Linked DNA regions of Mus musculus: region 2 is linked to region 1. Evidence: chromatin loops called from intact Hi-C (ENCODE). Cell type or tissue: left cerebral cortex. All regions are shown on one strand. Each heading gives the region's core, and the rest is flanking DNA. Links, peaks and the distances in the headings are about the cores only.

Region 1 (6,152 bases), core at 468-5,467:
CATTCATGTCCTGGTGTCCTTTGTCCTTCTGCTGTCATCAGGACTGAACCCATCACTGGTGTGTAGAGCCCAGGAGGGAGGTAGAGACCTCTCGTAGGAAGGAAAAGTGGGTGCCCTTCTAGGAAAGAGGGTCCCTATGGGACCCATCATCTCTGGAGAGTTTATTTTTTGTGGGATGAATATAAGCATCTCAAGTGTCCACGTAACTGAGGGAGGAAAAAGGAAGGATGGCACTGAAATTCCTGAAAACACTTTATAACGGTGTAGGGGCAATTATACATAGCAAACGCCGTCAACATTTAAACTCTAATTTAAACATTTAATTCTTCAGAATTAATACACACAGATGCTATCATGGGGTGGGGGAGGCGTGCAGCCTCCATCGGGATCAGAGTTTTGACAACGTTACTTACAACTTATATTACATCCATTTTATTTACTGGTCCAGGCAGCCGGAGCATGGAAAGATATACAGCGTGGAGTAAACACATTCATCCTGGGTGAGGAGTTCTGGCAGGAGACACTGCTTTTCAACATTAAAAATGTATAAAGTGTTTAGCAAAAGTTACAGAAAACGGACCAAATGAGCAAGTTTATTTTGTTAGAAAATTCCACTTTCGTGGGGTTCGCTGATGTGCTCGGGTTGCAAGGGAATGCTTCGGACATCTCTTCCCGCCCCCCCCCCCCCCCAGGGAAGGGAAGACATACAGAGTCGGGCCCTCACCCAGGTTGGCTGGTGTCCCTTGGAATGTTGGTGCCTGGGTCCAAGAACCTGTCTGTCAAGGAAGCTGCAGGAAGGGACAGGTGAGTACGAAGAAGTCCTGACAGGGTGTGACCTTAGGATGTGGAACAGACTGAGAAGCAGGGCAGGGCCAGTCTCAGCTCTTCCCTTCTGCCTCGGTGCCATACTGTGACTCTGGCCCTTCACACTCTACCAGCACAGCCCTATTAGAAACTCTCCTTAAACACAAAAGGCCCACATCCCTATTATCACCCAGAAAAGGATCTAAGGGCATCCACATTCCCCAACCAAGCCTCCATAGTTCAGACCCCAAGAGCTACACTCAACACTAGAATATTACAGCGATTGATCCTCCATTCCTGGTGGAGCCTGCCCCCTGAGAAGAAGGTCTTTCACCTCAGAAATGATTAACCAGCAAAAGCCCTTCCATAGCTGCTTTGCCTCCTATCTCAAGACCCCCGGGTTCTGACTCTCTAGATCTGGCTCTCACCTGAACCGAGGAACATTCCCGTCTACCTGGAGCTTCACAAGAGCCTTCTCGGTCCACCTTTCACTCAGCAGTATCTAACAAAGACAGCTTAGAGGACTAGGTCCCAGAGGGCCCCACCCTCAGCCTGGCCTGGCCTCCACTTAGCTTGGGCCTATCTCTGCCACTGTCTAACAGGTGTAGGATCAAGCTAGTCTCAGTATGACTGCTGGCAAATCAAACTGCAATGAGCAAGAAGGACTTGATCAGCGGACCCTGTGTTTACAGTTGTCCTCGCTCCTACGACAGACCCTGAAGCTACTGGTACTGACTTATAGCTTCTTCAGGGGTCCTGAGAGGAACTCAGTAATTCTCTCAGCTTGTGACATGATTTAGTTCCATTTGGGTCTACCTAGAAATGTGCCCTTCGTGAGGATTTCTGGTCACAGCTGTGGAGATGATCCAGCTTACATATGACCACATGCATAGGGTGCAAATAGGCAATGGGGAGGGAAGAGACACAGGGGGTAAAACCCTCAAAGGCTGTTTAGAACAAGCACCCTCAAATGGCAGATGGCAAAACAGATTCTGGGAAGGGTCAAGCTATACCCAAGGGCCAATGTTCAATAAATTACAGAACTACCGAGGACTGAGGTGACAGTCCCCTGAGGGAGAGGGTCTTCTTTTACTGAGAGATTTACTGCTGCAGCAGTGGAGAGTGACATTCAGTTGCTGCCCCTTCCTGCTTCCTTCATTGAGCCCAAACTAGAATCACCAACTTGAGGGCACAGCTGGGGTCCGTGGAAGGAGCCCCAGCAACATAAGAAGCAGTGGGTTGGAAGCAGTTATACAAACAAACTGGAGATTTGGGGCTATGAGTTCCAGGGCAAAAAAAAAAAAAAAAAAAAAAAAAAAAAAAAAAAAAAAAACCAACTCGTTTTAAAACTAAGAAAATCCCGAGGCCCATCCATATGATAGAATACTACTCAGCAGGGAGAGGAGACCCTCTACTGACACACATGACATCATGGCTGACCCCACTTACATGGCATTGTAGGAAAAGGTAAGATTGAAGGGGCAGAACATTGAACTGGTTGCTAAGAAAAGGGGAATTGACATGGTGACATGCCTATCTTGGTTGTGGTTAAGGAGATCAGTTTGTAGAACTGCATTCCTTGAAAAGGGGGTGGAGAGATGCTTTGTGGCATGGGAACAACTTTGGCAATGAGGAGGTCTCCAGGCTAAGCCATCAGGCAGCTGTCATGTTCCCTTTCTTTATATCTGTAAAGCGCCTTTCTTAACTTTCTAGTAACAGCAGGTCTTCAGACTCCCGTTTAAATTCTTCTTGTCAACTCTACTCATGGATGGGAACAAACCCCCAAACAAGCCAAGGTCTTTTGACACCTTTTGAATTTTATGGCTTGTATTTCCATGAAGGGGCTTTGGCTGAGCCAAGATTCTCATGCACCCATCTTCTACCCTGATAATTGGCTGGATTTCACGGAGGGGATACACACAAACCCTTGTCACAAATTTGGATACTTTGCTTCAGCTATTAATCAACCATTGCGGAGATCCTCCTGAGTCAACAGGGTCTTGTGTGGAGGTAGAAAGGTCACCCCATAGCAGAGACAGCCCAGGGCTGCCATCTACATCCTTCAAATGGCCTGTGCACTGTGGGACTGTTCAAAAGTGCTAGAAAATAATGAAGGGTAACGAGTATCTCTTCCTGGAGGTTGCCATGGTAACCAACCCATTTTTGAAAGTCATTCATTTTAGATTTAAAAAAAAAATCAGGGTTTTGCAGACAAAGCTTAAGTGTATTGGCACTCCTAGGTGGGGGCAGGAAGAGAGGGCTGTTGCTGCTCTCAGTTTGGACAATGGATGCTCTCCCACTCTTAAATAAACCCAGCCAGGTCCTCTCAGAACCTATGCAGTGACGTGTTCACAAAAGCAAGGTAACACAGGACTGGGTATAGCTAAGTGGTAAAGCACTGGCCTAGACACGTGACTCTTGGTTGGGTCCCCAGAACTGCAGAGAGACCAAGGACAGCAGCCTGAACACTCAACTCAGTATGCACTTTCAGGTTCTCAACCGTCATCACCTTGATCACTGGGTGCTGTGAAGGTAGTTGGACACTCGACTCTATCACGATCATAGTTCTGGGTATCATTTCCTGGCACCCCCCTCCTCCATGTTCTTACCCTCCCTATTTGAAGCCATTTCGGAAATTGAAGCTGCGTATGAGTTGAGAGTTTGGTAATAAGGAGACTGGAATCTTACTGCTGTGTCAAGATCTCTTAGCACAGTTAATACTTCAACAATCCCATTGGGTGGGGTGGAAAACACATTGTTTCTTCTGTCCAGAAGGGTCAAAATGCACCTGTCTACCTGGGGGGTGGAGTGAGCTGAAGGGTGCCCTCATAGACACAAGGCTAGTTCCAGCACTCAGCACCCAGTTCCAAGCATTCGCCGAGAAAAAGAGTGTGCAGATGAAAAGATGGATGTGAACCAGCATACAGGCAGGACCACTGAGAATGCAAATGCACATAAAGGATGCTCAGGAACTGGCATGTAGCTGGTACCACCGAGAACTCAATGGGCAGAGTATCCAAGAGGGAGAGCCAAGTCTATCTCAGGAAGAGGCGAGGGGTTCGCACAGGACACTTGAGCGCTTCCTCGCATGACAGAGCTGCAGTCTGCGGTCTTCAGGTGAGGGATTACAGATTGCTTGTCTCTAACAAAACTCTTCATGAATGAACAATGGAAGGGAGGGGATCAAAGAAGGGAAAGGCATGTGTGGATAGATTAGAAAGGAACCAAAGAGAGAATGGCCTCAGATGGAATAGGCTCACGTCAGCCAACTGGGGTTATGCTGGAGGAAGTGTCATCTCGGGGGACTCTGAACCTTTTGGATTGGGGGTGGGGTGAGGGAACAAAGTCATGAGCTACACTGTGATACCCAACCCCCTGTGTATGACAAGACTTGGAGCTTGACCATCACTCACAAACTAGGTTGCTAAGCCACAAAGCAAATTACCACTAGCACCCATTTTTTTCTTTTAATAAGGAAATCAAGAAATAATGTCCTACTATCAAAGGCTGATGTCACAGTTCATGCTGAGCACAGGTTGGTGAGATGTCCTCATGGTGGCCTTTTTGGCTGAGATGGTTCAGAAAGGAAAGTGACAGTGCTTAGTTTGCTTGAGTGTGTTAGGCATCTTGCTAACAACCATGAGAGATGGTTCTGTGGATGGGCTGCCAGAAGGTCCAAGATTAGTAAGCTATCCGTGATGTGCATTGTGAGACTGAAAGATGTGAGTGGCATTTAGAGGATTTTTGCCCTTGGAGAAGATAGACAGGTCAAATACAGAGTCATCTGTGGGAAAGATGAGAAAAAATGTCCCCCCTCACCCCCGTACAAGTTTCCAGCTAGAATTCTTCACCCCCCTACCCACTCACCTTGTGACTCCCCAAAGTTCCTTCGCTTCCTGTGTAGCAACTACCTACAGCCATGAGAATCTGCTCCACTGACCAATGACAGTAAGGGGGAAAGCAGTTCCTCCCTCATTGTGCACACCCACAGCTGGAGCCATTCTAGAGAATAACAAAACCCAGCTCTTACTGTTGTCACACAGGGCCTGAAGTCAGCACAGAGGAGTGCTGGTCAAGGGTGCGACAGTGTTGAGGGGCGGGGGGGGGGGCATGTGTCAAACAAGACTTTGTGAGACTCCACCCCTGAAGTCTTTGAACATGCACACAGCTGTCTAAAGACTTTGGGAAACATCAAGGGTTGTCAGGGTGAGGTGGGGAGTTTCCTCCTTGAGAAAGAGGTTGAGGGAAGGGTAGATTGGGACTTCGTGGTAGACTTTACAGCCAATGCCTGATCTGAATCTGAAATTCAGATCTGGAATGCTAGATCTGGAATCTGAGACTGATAGGAGCCATGATCTGTTTGTGCCAACTGAGGTAGTTCCATTCTGACCTCTCCAGATTTGGGTTGGGAAGAAACTCCACCCCTCTTGTGGGGGGGGGTGTAAAAAATAGATGTGGGCTCCCAGAATGCAAAAGGGTGGGGAGTCGGGAGGACTGATAAAGGTTGTGGGTGCTGGGTGTGAACTTCACTTTGCCTCCTGTCCTTGATTCTGATCCTGACACTGTTTGCAGACAGAGACACCGCCACCCTCCCTCTTTCATAGTCCTGGAGATGACAATCGCACTAGAGGACAGGCCTTAGATACCAGGGATACAGGTGTGTGATGGCCACCCCTGTGGAACTCAGCAGGGACCCTAGGGTTCTAGCCTCAGTTGGTTCTCAGAGGGACACGCACAGCATGGGAGTTGGAGGGGGAGGCTTCAGTCTTCTAGGTGAAGTCAGGGCTGTGGGTCCACCATTATGGCCTGGAAATACTGGGGAGTCCCTGGCCGGGCCCTCCTCCTCCTGGAATCACTGGCTCCTTTCTTCCTTCTCAGTGTATAGGTTAGCAGGTAATAGGGCAGATACAGCCCCTTCTCCATGGGACCCTCAGCCCCTCTCCTCAGCAGGAACCCCCCGGACCATACAGTCACTTCTAGATCTCCATGTCCACTGGGCGGATGTTGCCTGTTTTGTGCTCTCTGACCCATAGCTCTCTGTCTTTGGCTGGGTCCACTTTTCGCAGCAGTTGGTCCACAGGCTCGACTGTCTGCAAGGGGGCACAGAGGGAGGGTCATGGTCAGAGGTGGCGGCTGAGCTGGAATGTCTCCTGTGTCCCATGCTGCTGCAGTTGGAGAGCCACCTCAGATCACCCTTTCTAGAAGGTTCCAGGGCTCCATGGAGGTGGGGTGAGAATGAGAGTGTGTAGAATGCTGAGAGGCAGAGCTAGTCTGTAGATCCCTGGCCTGGAGAAGAGGGCGGGCTGTCCTACAGATGACCCCTTCCTCCATCTGTCTTCCATGGGCAA
Region 2 (6,152 bases), core at 371-5,370, 120 kb before region 1:
CACAGACCCGGAGGAAAAATGAAACTCACAGGACCTTTGGTTAAAGTGATGGGTCCGAAGTAGTTGGCATCCATGATCTTTTTGTCAAGCTCCAGGGAAATCTTGTGGGCAGGCCCCTTCACTTTCACGCTGGCATTGTTGATGAGGATGTCCACACAGCCGTAGCAGTCCAGGACCTCTTTGGCCACATCTTGAACACAGCTAATGTCTGAGAGATCCAGGAGGACCAGCTTGGGGGTGAATGTCTGTTGGAGCAAGGAGAGAGTCAAGACATGTTTGGGATTACATCCTTGGCGATGTTGGGGGACCTCAATCAAACAGCTACCCTGCTGAGAATTCAAAGTCATCGAATAAGTAGAAAAACAAACCAAGACAACCGGGAAGATGTAAAACAACTCTGAGTTGAAGGAGATGGCTGGAGAATCTTGGTTTGGAGACCAGGCCAGCAATTAAGGGTGAATATACAGTTGTTTGAACTTGCAGCCAGGACTCCTCAGCCGATAAGACCATTCTTGACAACTAGGTGACTCTTTGGAGACTACGAACTGATTCTAGTACTGGCATCATAACTCTGAGTACTACTGGTTTCTTTTGGAAATTGCTTACCAATTTGTTTTATAATAAGGCAACAAGAAAATCCAGCACGGCCGTTGGCAGGCATCCTTTGTTTTGGATCAAAATCGTGTATTCCATAGAGCGCTTCTGAAGCATCAATTATGTACTGGGAGCTGTACTCAGCTCTGGACACGTGCTGTCCTCAAGGTGTTACTGGTTTAGAAGTAAGGATGGGGGCAGGGCTTGGTAGTATCCTGGAGTCAAGGCAACTTGTGGCAAATGCTAGTTCTGATATACACCCTCGAAGAGAAGGTTCCCACTGAGGGTCACATATGTTTGGGAAATAGTCATCGATTTTTAAGTTCTTTGGGGGAAATACATACTAGCATATCAAAGGCTCTGAACAGTCCAGCAGTAAAGAAACTGAGACAAGCTGGACTGGAAGCCAGCATTTCCCACACAACTTGGTTTTTACCCCAAACCTAATAACATCCCAAGAAAGGCTCCATGTAGTATTCTGTGTGTTTGTGGTTAATCTGTCTCCTCATGTGCCAGGGTTGACTCTGAATTCTTTTGAGCTGTTTGCAAACACCAACTTCAATCTCAGGAGCAAGGAATTTCTTTTCTTTCCAATTTAAATCCCAAAGAGCGCTGAAGGCAACTCCTCTAACCTGGATAGCTTACGAGGGGCTTCCTTGACTTCTTCCTTGCAATTATGCCTTGTGTTGTTTGTTTGTCTTTTTCCTTGTCTTTGTCTTTATCTTTGTTTTGTTTTGTTTTGTTTTGTTTTGTTTTGTTTTGTTTTGTTTTGTTTTCCAAGACAGGGTTTCTCTGCATAGCCCTGGCTGACCTGGAACTCACTTTGTAGACCAGGCTGGCCTCAAAGTCAGAAATCCGCCTGCTTCTGCCTCCCGAGCGCTGGGATTAAAGGCATGCGCCACCACGCCCGGCGTTTGTTTGTCTTAATGTCACCTCTACTTGTAGTCTCAACCCACTTCTGGGACACCACTATCTGTGTTATTTATAAGTCTGGCTAACACAGACGTGGGGGATCAGTGCCCAAGCTTCACCCTGACAAGTGATCAAAACAAGCCTTTTGCTGGGCAAACAGGCCTCTGTCAGGGTCTGTGCCATCACCGTCACCTCTGATTTCTCCAAAGCCACTGTCACATTTCCCTGTAACTGTCCCTAACAATGACGAGGATCAGGGTATCCAGAGGTTCCTCAGGCTGTCTGGAGAGAGTCTTACCTTGCTGGGGTCAGCCACACTGGTCAAGGTGGCATAGAGGCTCTCCAGTCCCTCCCAGTTCTTTCCACACAGCACCAGCCTTGCCCCACCTGCATGGAACACCCGAGCACACTCTGTGGAGGAGAGAGAAGGGAGGCAGGGTTTACCTTGTGAATGGAGCTGTAGAAAGGAGTTCCTGTCTTAGGGACTCCTGATGTCACATCTATCACCATGAGCCTCTCCTCCTAGAGGAGTCATTTCATTTGATCCCCTCCTCAGGCTAGATGTTTTAGGGGTGCTGAGGATAGAACCCCTACCTTGCTTGTGTTACTCGAGTGCTCCAGCACTGAGCTGTAGCCTAGGCTAGGATGGTTTGGTTGTGTGCTGTGCTGCGTTTCTAGCCTCAGCTTGGTGGCTTCTGTGGAGGGAAGCTTGCAGCAGAGAGCAACAAGTCTCTGCTTTGCTGGGTAGTTCTGATGATGAAAATTTCTTATGGAATGGGAAGATGACTCTGTCACTAGCCTTTGAGACCACAGTCTTAGGAACACCTCAACCTATAGGTATTGGTAAGAGCTACCATGTTAGTTCAGACCAAGTACCACCCAGACCTCCATATTCCTCTGTGGATAGAGACTCTAGTCAAGGGTCTTTGCTTACAAGACCCTTCTACACGAAGAACTGCAGGCAACTAAGTCAAGCTAGGAGCAGGACAGGTGACTTTCCTCAGGTGACTTTCCTATATATATAAAATAACTACACCAGAGCTGTCTTCAGACACATGAGAAGAAGGCATCGGATCCCATTACAGATGGTTGTGAGCCACCATGTTGCTGGGAATTGAACTCAGGACCTCTGGAAGAGTAGTCAGTTCTCTTAACTGCCAAGCCATCTCTCCAGTCTCAAAAGGTTTATATTTATATTCATATTCATGAATATACAAAATACACATATGTTTACAATAACAGTTAATGAAAGAAGAGACCATGAATTCAAAAGAGAGTGGGAGGGACATATGGGAGAGTTTGGAATGAGGAGAGGGAGAAATGTAATGAAGTTACAATTGCAAAAATAAACAAAAAGAAAAAAATAGGTGATGTTGTTTTATGCTCCACTCTGAACTAATTCTTGATTAATTTGATATAGGCCTTTCCTTAATTTTTAAAAACATTTATTTTCATTTATTTTGTATACAAGTTTGTATGCATTGTCATGTGCATGCCAAGGTACATATGTGGAGGTCAGAGGACAACTCGAGGGAGTCTGTTATCTCCTTCCACCACACAGATCTCAGGGACTGAACTTAAGTCACCAGACTTGGTGGCAAGCACCTTTATCTCCTGAGCTGTCTCTAGGGCAACACCGGGTAGATACAGGACATTCACATGTAAAAATAGCTTGATACTTTACAGCAGTAAAACCTCCTATGTTCAGACAGTTTATTTGTTCTAGGGATGATTGAGAGAGACATCTATGCATTTGCTCCGCTAATCCTTATTCTGGTCATCCAGGGGAGGGTCTTGCCTAGGCTGGGTCTTCTAAAGCAGTGGCTGGAATGGAGTCCAAACCATGGCAGAGCTTTCTCACCTGTGTGAGAGGAGCAGCCTTTGCACACCATCAGCCATCAGCTGCATGCATTGTCCGCTCAGGGAAGTGCCTAGATGGCAGCACTTCTCCATAAGGTGGCATTCACTGGCACAGGATAAGTCTCAGAGACTTAGCAGCCAACATTCACAGTACCGGAAGGATGGATGAACATAGAGGAGTGCACCAAGCACTATCTCTGACAGAGGCTCTGAAAGCACTCACTCGAGCGTAATATCTAGTTTTGTCTCACTTTGTACCAGGAAGTTGTGGACCTCAGTTGATTGCAGACACTTAAAAGGACAGCCCAGTAAAATGGGTGTTCACCAGAGGCTGTGTATTGTTATTTAAATTATTCTCTTATATATTACATCCTGCCAACAGTTTCCCCTCCCTCCACTCCTTTCAGTCTCTCCTCCTACCTCCTCTTTCTCCCATATCCACTTCTCCAATTACCTTTAAAAAAAAAGAAAAAAAAAAGAAAAAAAAAGAAAAGAAAAGAAAAGAACAGGCTTCCCGGGAATATCAGTCAAACATGGCTCAACAAGTTGCAGTAAGACCAGGCACACCCTTCATATCAAGGCTGAAAGGAGGCAACCAAGTAGGAGGAGAAGGGTCCCAGGTGCTGGCAAATGAGTCAGAGACACCCTCCACTCCCACTCCCACTGTTAAGAGTCCCACAACAACACCAAGTTATACAACCATCAGGTATATGCAGAAGACCTAGTCAAGACCCATTCAAGGACTGTGTTTATTGCTTCAGTCTCTGTGAACCCTATGTGCACTGTTTAGTTGACTCTGTGGGCCACGTTCTCACGGTGTCCTTCACCCCTCTGGCTCTTACAATCCTTCCCCCTCTTCTTTTGCAGGGTTCCCGGGAGCTGCCTAGTGTTTGGCTGCGGGTGTCTGCATCTGCTCCCATCAGTTGCTGGGTGACGCCTCTCTGCTGACAACTGGGCCAGGCACTGGTCTACGAGTACAGCAGAATATCATCGCAAATCACTTTATTAACTTCTTTTGAGCTCTTCTACCTTAAGCACAGCAGCTCTCAGTGACCTTGTGTGACCTTGTGGGAATTTGCTCCTGTAGACTTAGAAGTTTGATTCAGGCAGAGAGGAGGAGGTCAGCTGGACAGGACAGATCCTGGGGTTTTCTACGTGGGCATCATGAACAGGGGCTTTGTGATACTGGAGAGAACCGGGATGCCGGATGATGCAAGGACAAGCAGGCACAAAGGTCAAAGGGTTGCTGGGGAAGAAAGGGAGATTGCACTGTCCTTGGATCTCAATGGGAACAAAAACAGGTGCACTGGCCAGGAGGGTGGCTCAGTGGCAGAGCACTTGCCTAGTTACTATGTGGGAAGACCAGAGGTTGATCCCAGCACTGCAAAAAAAAAATGAGCTTAAGACAGGTGCTCTGAGAATAACCGAGGGAGTGGGAAGGAGGAAACAGTAGCTCCTCACTGAGGGAAATCTGAACCAAGAGCCTACTGCATACCAATGTCACCAAGAATTGTCAGGTCTTCAGGGAGAGATGGTTTCCTCTCAGTTTAGGTGTTTTATTAAGAAAGGAAGTTGGGGCTGAAGAGATGGCTCAGTAGTCAAGGGCACATAACTGCTCTTGCAAAGGACCTGTGTTTGAACCCAAGTGTGATTTCCATCACCCATGTCAGGCGGCTTTCCACCACCTGAAATTCCAGCCACGGGGGATCTGACTCCCTCCTCCAGACTGCCCGGGACACCTACACTCATGTGTGCACCTCCCCATATACAGCATTAAAAATTAAGGATAAAAATAGAAGAGAAAAGGAGACATCTGGGATGAATGTTAGTGACAGAACATTTAAAAGATATTACTTATTCTCTGTGTCAATTTGATGCAGGAAGCGAAGACCCCAGTAGGTCTTAGAAAGTGACAGAGTGATTCTAAAGTCTATGCGGAATGACTCACACACTTTAATCAGAAATGTGAAGAAAAGTGAAGACTATTATGGGGATCTGAAGTGGCACTATTAGGAGGTGTGGCCTATTTGGAGGAAGTGTGTCACTGTGGGGATGCATTTTGAGACCTCCTCCTAGCTCCCTGGAAGCCAGTCTCTCCTGGTTGCCTTTGAATCAAGATGCAGAACTCTCATCTCCTTGTCCAGTACCATGTTGGCCTGCATGCTGCATGCTTCCTGCTATGATGATAATGAACTGAACCTCTGAAACTGTAAGCCAGCCCCAATTAAATGTCTGCCTTTATAAGAGTTGCCTTGGTCGTGGTGTCTCTTCATAACAATAAAAGCCCTATCTAAGACAACTATCTTGAAAAATGTCAGTTACTAAAATAAAATATAAAACTGCCAAAGCTAAAGCAAAATGTTAATAGTTCCAGCATAAGTAAGAACTATCGATAAAAATGATGAGAATTCACTTCCTGTATGATCAAGTTCATTTATTAAATAGGTGAGAAAAGAATATGTTACTTAAAAAATATTTGAGAGCAGGGCTCGGTTGGTGAGATGGCTTAGTTAGAAGAAGACACCACTCTTGCAGAGGACCTGAGTTCTCAATACCTGTGTCAGCCAGCTCACCTCTAAGTCTAGCTCCAGAGGATCTCATGCCCTCTGCTGGCCTCCACAGGCATTGCACTCACTTGCACATACCCCCCCCCCCACCCCCCACATACACATAACTAAAATAAAATGAATCTTTAAAAAATAGTATTTGAATGCCTACTTGGGAGGGAAAAAGCTAGTTGCATTATTTTATAATATACTAAGTTGATAGATGTAAAAAGGGAACCA

The links. Peaks named below come from ENCODE experiments on the same cell type or tissue, not always from the same donor. Only the 100,000 strongest peaks of a DNase experiment are listed, where the experiment ranks them.
Region 2: it touches region 1 in a loop (3.0-fold over the local background); 2 of 42 quality-filtered maps call a loop at or near these places.

The regions. Positions count from the first base shown.
Region 1 is chr11:67,683,080-67,689,231 of GRCm38, reverse strand. It overlaps Gas7 (growth arrest specific 7), which reads right to left. Exons shown (of 14, transcript NM_001109657.3): 14 at 240-5,894. The coding sequence ends at 5,781. It also overlaps a transcript of Glp2r not described here. Among named protein-coding and RNA genes, the nearest start is that of Rcvrn, 9.2 kb to the left of the region's middle. In left cerebral cortex, for the core only: no CTCF peak of the experiment used is centred there; a DNase peak (open chromatin) is centred at 2,979; H3K27ac peaks cover 909 bases.
Region 2 is chr11:67,805,548-67,811,699 of GRCm38, reverse strand. It overlaps Dhrs7c (dehydrogenase/reductase (SDR family) member 7C), which reads right to left. Exons shown (of 7, transcript NM_001013013.2): 3 at 1,805-1,917; 4 at 35-245. Among named protein-coding and RNA genes, the nearest start is that of Dhrs7c, 10 kb to the right of the region's middle. In left cerebral cortex, for the core only: a CTCF peak has its summit at 3,443; a DNase peak (open chromatin) is centred at 3,452.